Linked DNA regions of Homo sapiens: region 1 is linked to region 2. A link is a contact called in ENCODE Hi-C or POLR2A ChIA-PET data. All regions are on one chromosome and are shown on one strand. Each heading gives the region's core, a stretch centred on a gene start or an enhancer-like site at or near the end of the contact. The rest is flanking DNA. Distances are from core to core; before and after follow the strand shown. Region 1 has its middle 38 kb from the start of LINC01848. Region 2 has its middle 5.4 kb from the start of LINC01848.

Region 1 (4,328 bases), core at 673-3,172, 44 kb before region 2:
GAAATAGCAAAAGTTGGTGTAATAAGAGAAAAATAAAGCAGATACACAGTGACGAGTGGAGAGCAAGAGCCTCAAAAGTCAGAGACAGACACACACATAAAGACAGAGAGACAGAGACAGAGGGAGAGAGAGGAATTGTGTTACTTTCTGAACACTTTAAGATGCTGGTCCCAAACCTAGACATGTCTTCCCCTGGTGTTTCATGAGATAGATAGCCTATTTTCTTAGTGTCAGTCCTCCATTCTGCTTGAATTAGCAGTAAAAGAGCTTTGGGGACAATCCCTAGCCAGGTGAGGGCTAGGCCCATCTAGGCTTCAGGGACAGATTTCCAGCAAAGCCACGCAGCAGTTCTTCCCCACCACTGAGCAAAGGAGCCTTTGTTAGGCTAGGGTGCACCACCTGTGCACTGTCTGCCTGTCCTTTGTCAGAACCAGCCCCTCCTGCTAGCTTTTTAACATCTCTGTCCTTGCCAAAAACATTCAGAGTTGGAAGACAAAGGCATCAAGGATGCAGAAGAGAGGCCCTGGCAAAAGTGAGAGCAAAACCAAGGATTGCTGTGGACAAAGATAGCAAGGACAAGTCACTTCAGTGGGCTGTCATTCACAACCGAAAGCCACAGGCTGGAGTGCCTGTGGTGGCTGGAATACAATGTTCTACCATAAGGAAAATGAGGTGGGTAACTCCTTTCATTTCCACCATAGTGAAGGTCTATTCTTTCCTTCAAAAATATTTAATATACTATTCCAATTGTATTAAAAATGCAATACCAGCCAGATATGGTTGCTCCCACCTGTAATCCCAGCACTTTGGGAGGCCAAGGCAGGAGGATCACTTGAGTCAGAAGTTCAGGACCAGGCTGGGCAACATAGGGAGACTCCATCTCTACCAAAAAAAAAAAAAAAAAGTTGAGTGTGGTGGCACACACCTGTAGTCCCTGCTACCCATGATGCTGAGTCAGAAGGATTGCTTGAATCCAGGAGGCAGAGGCTGCAGTGAGCTGATTGCACCACTGTACTCCAGCCTGAGAGGCAGAGCAAGACCTCATTAAAAAACAAAAAAAATCAAGCAATACCCAACGTGGTCAAGTTCTGTCTCTTCTTGGCTCTAACACACGTCCTAGGTATCTGATCGCAGGATAGAAATCAGTACAGAAAGTATTTCACACCCTGCCCCACCCCCAAACAAAGCCAAAGCAGGTCTGTCTACAGCTTACTCCATGGCACTGCATCATTCTTCACCCCACAGCCTCCCCCCAGCCCCCACACCTTTCCTCCACCGTGCTCCCTGGATAAGCATCCCACTCATGCTTTAGACTGCCCAGAGGGAGTAATTTGGCACCACACGGGACACCTTATTCTTGGAGTGCTAAACAGAAGTTAAGACTCGTGACTCTTCTCAGCTCTAATCACACACTAATTTCTCTGATAAAGCCACTTCAGATTTCTGTTCAGCCCAGACCCTTGGCATCAGGCCTTGGAGCTGTTCTGGGCCAGGCTGCTGGACATACCATGTGATCTGAGCTCAAGCAGTCACCACATACCTCCCCCATCAAACCTTCTAACCTGCTTTGTTTTGATTATTTTAAAATCCTGCCAAACCTATTAGGGCTAATGCTCCGCTGAAAGCAGCCACGACCTCCTGTCAGCACTTGGCACTGCAGGGCCATCCGTGACAAGGGGGGAGCTCACAGTCCTCTCTGTAGGAGGCTAGCACCCTCTGCTTCCAAAGAGGGAGGGAGTGACTGCAGAAAAGGCACCTGCCACCTAAACCTCAGAAGTCAACGGCTCCCCTGCCCCTGCAGCTAAGGCCTCAGTTCTTTGAAGCATATGAGCAGCTGCAGAAGCAATGGTGGCCTCAAAAAGTCCCATCAGCAGCTCTCAGAGTTTGTCTTCAAAACAAAAGTGCACCTGTGTTTTGGCAAGCTTCAAAGGGGTTATGAGTTGTGAGCAAATGCAATGTGGTTGAGTGAGAAGTGCTTTGAGCCTATGACTGCACAGACACACCACAGCATCTGGCACCATGGCTGCTCTGTGACCTTGAGGAATCACTCTCTGGACCTTCGGCATAGAAGAGATTCACACCTGATCAGATTCACCCCTGAGCTTCAGGACCTGGGTTAACAGTTAAAGACCTTCCCAGCTTGTCCTTCCATGCCTCAGGTTTGTACTGCTTTCTTTAGCATCTAATAAACAGTTCCTGTCCCTTCCCCTTTGGTCTTGGCTCCTAGAATGCCCTTCCATCTCCCTACTCAAATCCAGCACATTCTCTAAGACTCAGCTTAAGTTACTTTTTCTTGAAGGCTTTCTTGGCTCCCACAGCCCTCAAGGCTCCTCCTACTATCCCATCAGGCAATTGCACACAATTATGCAGCCATTATAGACTCCTTTATGTTGTTCTCGATTATTATGTCTGTGTTAATATTGCATCCTTCAATATCCTAAACTCCTCAAGGATAGGGTCCAAATCATTTTAGCACACTCCTGGATTGTGTGCTAAGATTAAAAAGAAAAAAATAATAAAATGGCAACATCCCAGGGCATGATTATTCTGCCACCCTTCCCCAGTAGTCACACTCTTAGTCAGGAGAACACAGCACTCTGTCATTTTCTAAAGGTCAGAAAAAGGTGATCGCGGTCAGCCAGTAAAAGTCGGGTGAGCCACGTCCATCTGGGTGTCCCTGCTGTCTATTTCTAAGTAATCCTCTGCTTAGGGGGCAGTCAGTGATGCCAACAGTGGGGGCTTTCAATCCATAATTACAACGTCTTTCCTTCAGCCCAAAATGTGGAACAGCTCCTGATTCCTCCCTTGGCAGCCAAAAGGCTGATCTAGCCCCAACCAACTGCAAGAGGTAATGGCAGGACCACGAACCTCCTGCAGCTGCAGGGATGAGCCATGGGAGGCTGATAACCACGAGAAATGACCACAAGGACTCTATGGGTGTCCTTGGAGGCAAGGACTGGTTGAGAGAAGAGTTGGGGAAAGTAGAAATGAGGCTTTGCAATGAAACTCTGAATAAAGCTAGCTCTATGGGCCTTTGCAGGTAAAAGCCCTAAATGACGGAAAGGTAGCAATCCCCATCCCCAACACTACTCTCCATATCCATGCAGGCACAACCTTCCACATGCCCCAGGAGCCCGGCAGCTTTTGAGGACCCTGCTCACTCTCAGTGGTAGAGGAGGAAGAGAAAGAGAGAAAATCCATTCAAAGCCAGGACCTAGCAGAGTCCAAATAAGAGGATATTTAAAAATAAATAAATAGCTCAATTCACTTTACAAAAGAAGACATAGAGGTGGCCAACTAGCATATGAAAAAATGTTCAACACCACCAATCATTAGAGAAATGCAAATCAAAACCACAATCAGATACCATCTCACACCAGTCAGAATGGCTATTATTAAAAGGTCAAAAAAGAACAGATAGTGGCAAGATTGCAGAGAAAAGGGAATGTCTATACGTTGCTGGTGACAAAGTAATTAGTTCAGCCATTGTGGAAAGCAGTGTGATGATTTCTCAAAGAACTTAAAACAGAATTACCATTTGGCTCAGCAATCCCATTATTGGATATATATCCAAAGGAATATAAATCATTCTACTATAAAGACGCGTGCACATATATGTTTATCACAGCACTATTTACTGTAGCAAAAACATGAAATCAACCTAAATGCCCATCAATGGTAGAATGGGTAAAGTAAATGTGGTACATATGCACCATAGAATACTACACAGCCATAAAAAGAATCAGATTATGTCCTTTGTAGCAACAAGAATGGAGCTGGAGGCCATTATCCTCAGCAAATTAATGCAGGAACAGAAAACCAAATGCCACATGTTCTCACTTATAAGTGAGAGCTAAACACTGAGTACATATGAATGCAAAGAAGAGGACAACAGACACTGGGGCCTACATAAGGGTGGAAGGTGTGAGAATGGAGTGGATCAAAAAACTACCAATTGGATACTATGCTTATTAGCTAGATGATGAAATAATTTGTACCCCAAACCCCCGTGACATGCAATTTACCTGTATGACAAACTTGCACCTGTACCTCTGAACCTACAATAAAAGTTTATTTAACAAGTCAATTTAAAAGGATCTAGAGACTTGGTCATTGGCTAATTTCATTGCACCGGATCCATCACAGACAATAGATATTTGGGCTCAAATGTTTCTAGACTGGAGCACGGGATGAGGGAAATATTGTATCTTTTGTTTTGTCCTAAGGAGGAGAAACAAATTCCCAGGGTGTATTAGTCCATTTTCATACCCCCATAAAGAATTGCCCAAGACTGGGTAATTTATAACGGAAAGAGGTTTAATTGACTC
Region 2 (4,361 bases), core at 858-3,357:
ACTTTATAAATGGTAGCATACATATGTATGTATCTCTCTTTATACATATTGTTTACATAAATGAATTATGCTACACATATTGAGCCATAACTCTCATTTAACAAAATATCTTAAGCCATATTTACATGTCTATATGTAAGACTCTACCAATTGCTGCATAATACTCCACATTGTGAATATAAAATAATTTTAATTAAACATAATTAATTAATATTTAAGTTGTTTATGGTTTTAATCTCAATAGAAGCATTGGCAAACTGTCAACAAATGAAGAGATAAGAAATATTTTAGGCTCTGCAGTCCATTCAGTCTCTGTTGCAGTTACTCAAGTCTATTGTTGTAGCATAAAAACAGCCAGAAACAATACATAAACAAATGAGTATGGCTCTGCTCCAATATTTTCTATTTCCAAAACAGGCAGTGGGCTTGATATGGCAATGGGCTGTAGAGTTTGCCAATCCCCAATATAATGTTCTGATTGATACTGCAGTGCTTACATTTTTTTTTTTTACTTCTCCTGTTACTTGCTTTTAAATCGTACACACACACACATACAAACAATGTCTTAGTCTGTTCAGGCTGTGATAGCAAAAGACCAAAGACTGGGTGGCTTAACCAACAGGAATGTATTTCTCACAGTTTGGGAGGCTGAAAGTCTAAGATCAAGGTGCCTACCGATTTGGTGAGTACTCTCTTCCTAGATTGCAGATGGGACTTCTGGGTATGTCCTCACATGGCAGAGAAAGATAGAATGGAGGGAGAGGGAGAAAAAGAAAAAAAAAAATCTGGTGTCTCTTCCTATAAGAGCAATAATTTCATCATGCAAGCCCCAACTCTCATGACCTCATCTCTCCTTAATTACCTTCCAACGATGCGTGTCCAAATACCATCGCATTGAGGGTTAGGACTTCAATACATTAATTTGCTGTGGGGTGGAACACAAACATTCAGTCCATAACACTTTGAATAGAGAAACCAATTTTTAAATTGTAAGTCTTGATAGGCATTATACGATTTTCTACAATTTACACTCCTACAAAGAATGAGAGAAAGCCCAGGTTCCTACCTCTCATCACCTGCAGTTTCTATTGTAACTCATTTGATTCTTTAGTAATCTGATAGGTAAAACATTACATGTCATTTTGATTTGAATATCTTTGTTCACAAGGGTAAAATCTTTTCCTGTGTTTATTGGTGAACTATTATTTCTTCATTTGGGAATTTTCAGTACATATCTTTTTTCAACTTTTCTAGGTTAATATTTTTCTCATTGATTTCTGTCAGTTGTTTAGAGATGCTAACTCTTGCCTATCAAGACTTATCCACATCACACTTTCCCATTGCATCCAGCTTGACCTTTATAATACTCATTATACTCAAAAGTACTTGGTTAATGCAGGCTAGATAGCAAGGTCCATGAGGTCATGATGACTGCTTGTCTTATTCAGGGCTTAATGCCTAACACTGACCGCGGTGTCTGGTGCATATCTGGTGCTCCAAAACTGTTTGCTGAATATAATTAATAAATAGCATATATTTTGCAAATATTTACCACTGTATATTGTTTTGTTTTTCTGTTGACTTTATTATAGCATCTTTGACCACATCATTTTTAATTTTTATAACCAAATTTGTCTATTTTTCTTTGCAGCTCTTAAGTTCATTTTATGCATAGAAAGGCCTTCTCCACTCCCAAGTCATTAAAACACATTTCCTGTATTTTTTCTATTATGTATATATATATTTGCAATTAAATATCTAATCTATAAATTTTTTTCTATCTGTTTAAGGTACATAAACAATTTAATTTTTTCCATATGAAGACTATACTATTTATTGAGTGAGCTACCTCTTTACCACCAATGTGCAATGCAATCTTTATTATATTCTAGGCAGAATAGATGTATAATATACGTGTGTTTCAGCGTGTGGTAGGGTGTATCTCTATTTTTCCTGTTTAAAACTTTTTTCCCCCTATTCTCATGCAAGGACATTTCCAGGTAAATGTGGTTTCAATTTGTCAACTCTCTGTTGAATCAGTCAGTCATTCCCCACAGAGTGAGTAAGCCAGTTAAGCAGGACACTGGATGAGGAAAAATTATCTTTCAATCTGGCTTTGTTCGTTAGCTTTAAGTTGCACAGCTTAAAAAGATTCATAATCTTACCTGTCTGACCTGCTTCACAGAGTCATTGTGAGATTCGAGAGCGCAAATTGATCTGCGTATTTAAAGTGCCCTACAAATTAAAAGTTTCTGAGAAGTGAAAATTATTCATATTCCCTACTATTGACAAGTATCCAGTTATTTCATCCTGAGAAGATGACTCAAATCAACTGGAACTGGATGAGTAACATTCTGTGGTAAATGGAAGCAAATCAATGAAAACATCTTCCTGTTTTTATTCCAAGCAGGTGGAATAAGTAGTCCCGCCAAATGAATCCAATACTAGAGTGGTTCTTGGCTAGTTCTGTGCCTCTGTCATCCTGGCACACCACCTTGTCTATCAGGAGTCAGCACAGTCCCTCAGCCCTTTATTCTCTGGCAAGATCACAGGGAGGTGGGGAAAGCTCTGATGTGCTTCTCCACAGGGGCCGTGGGATGGGTTGGATGAATGTATTCTGGGTACTAGATTTGTTTCCTGAGGCTGTTGTAACAAATTACCACAAACTGGGTAGTTGAAAAAAAGAGAAACTTATTCTCTCACAGTTCTGGATGCCAGACGTTGCAAATCAAGCTATCAGCCAGGCCACATACCCTCTGGAGAATCTAGGGTAGACTCCTCCCTGGCCTCTTCCAGCTTCTGTAGCTGTCAGCATTCCTTACCTCGCGGCCGCATCACTCCCAGCGCTGCCGCCATGGTCATGTTGCCTCCTCTCTGTGTCTTCTCCTATTCTGCCTCCGATAAGGATGTTTGTCATTGGATTTATGGCCCACCTAGATAATCCAGATGATAGCCTGTCACGGTCTTAACTTAATCACATACGCATAAGGCCCTTTTTCCAAGTAAGGCTGCATTCACAGATTTAATGGATTAGGGCATGGAGATATCTTTTCAGGAGCCACCACTCAAGTCGCTACCTGTGCCCTGTATCCTAAGAGGAAGTAAATGTAAACGGGCTCTGTGCTTGCAGTGCTTTACCAACCTGAGACTCAACAGGACACAGTGGAATTAGCCAAATGGGAGCTCACTCTCAAATGATGGGCTTGAAGTTCTGACATTTTGCTATTCCTAAAATATACACATAACTTCTGTCAGATTCAAACTTGACTGAGGTTGTATTTTAAAAAGATATACATTTAATTACTTCCTCTCTGCTCCCACTCCAAATCTTCATACTCTAAATTGAAGAGTCAAGACAGCATCACCAAACTACACATGCTTCCTGCTTCAAACCACCACGACGCATTGTGGAACAAGGCGAAGGTCCCGTCGCCAGACACCTTAGCAAATCCACCCTATGTGGAAGTCATTGCTCAGGCACTTCTTACCAAGCAGTCATTATATTTTCCTAAGCAGTTCTTTCCCTTAATCTTTCAGGGCAAAGATACACCAGGACTGATTTTTAACCACAGATAGCCAAAAACTAAGATTTCTTGAGATCTAAAAACATTTCTCCTCTTAGTACTTCAATTGAAGAGAATCTCCTCTTCTGCAGGTCCCCACACTGATCTGAAGCCAAAGGCATTTATGAGCTGTGGTTGCTGGTTCCCTGGTCAAAACTCAGCTATTTTCATGTAATCCTTTCAAGATTTTTCAGATTACTCTTAAAATGTGGGCTTTAACCACCCCAGATAAAGTTTCAGGTTCTTTTTTTTCAGGTTTATGTTGTTTCTGGGAAAGGAAACCCCGGCATTTACAAAACCAAAACAAAATCAAAGTAAGTTTTGCATTAAACAGATCATTTTTTTCCCATCCCCAAATATCTATCTACCCAAAGATGCCATAAGCACAACATGGAGAAGTCAGACTTCAAAAGGTTACTGGAAAGAGCTGTAAGCGTTGCCATGGAGAACCAGTTAAAATGCATTTTATTTCATCTGCTAAAATAGTTTTTTGCAACCAGAAAAAGTGTTTAGGAAACCTTCTAATTTGGAAAGTTGGCAGTGTGGCTTTAATCAGTAGACCAGGAAAAAGAGTTCTTAGGAGGTATAGTGACTCCTCAAAGGTCCCACAGCTACTTTTGCAGAATTTGAGACTGAAATCCAGATCACCAGATCCCAATCTGGTGTTCTCTCCATTACTGTTGCATCATTTCCATTCTCTTTTGTAATAAAAATACTCCCTGAAGTGACAGCTTTAGGACTTCCATCTGAAGTGGAAGGATAGTGTTAAGAACCCAACCTCTACAGAGAGACAAGATG

What was found. A loop is a pair of places that touch in the nucleus more often than their neighbours do. ChIA-PET counts read pairs that join two places held with the same protein, here RNA polymerase II (POLR2A). Pooled maps may share reads with other maps.
Region 1: a map of CD8-positive, alpha-beta T cell shows a loop between it and region 2 (4-fold over the local background). The contact joins two enhancer-like sites. A Hi-C loop is called at or near these places in 2 of 168 maps with a recorded cell type or tissue (CD8-positive, alpha-beta T cell and naive thymus-derived CD4-positive, alpha-beta T cell) and 4 of 50 pooled maps. POLR2A ChIA-PET finds 5 or more read pairs at or near these places in 7 of 52 experiments (CD4-positive, alpha-beta T cell, CD8-positive, alpha-beta T cell, activated CD4-positive, alpha-beta T cell and 3 more).

What each region holds. Positions count from the first base shown.
Region 1 is chr5:109,919,470-109,923,797 of GRCh38, reverse strand. No RefSeq gene overlaps it. Among named protein-coding and RNA genes, the nearest start is that of LINC01848, 38 kb to the right of the region's middle. Within about 2 kb of position 1,922, at least 4 of the 41 ENCODE cell types and tissues checked have a DNase peak (open chromatin) inside an H3K27ac peak, as active enhancers do.
Region 2 is chr5:109,875,562-109,879,922 of GRCh38, reverse strand. No RefSeq gene overlaps it. Among named protein-coding and RNA genes, the nearest start is that of LINC01848, 5.4 kb to the left of the region's middle. Within about 2 kb of position 2,107, at least 2 of the 41 ENCODE cell types and tissues checked have a DNase peak (open chromatin) inside an H3K27ac peak, as active enhancers do.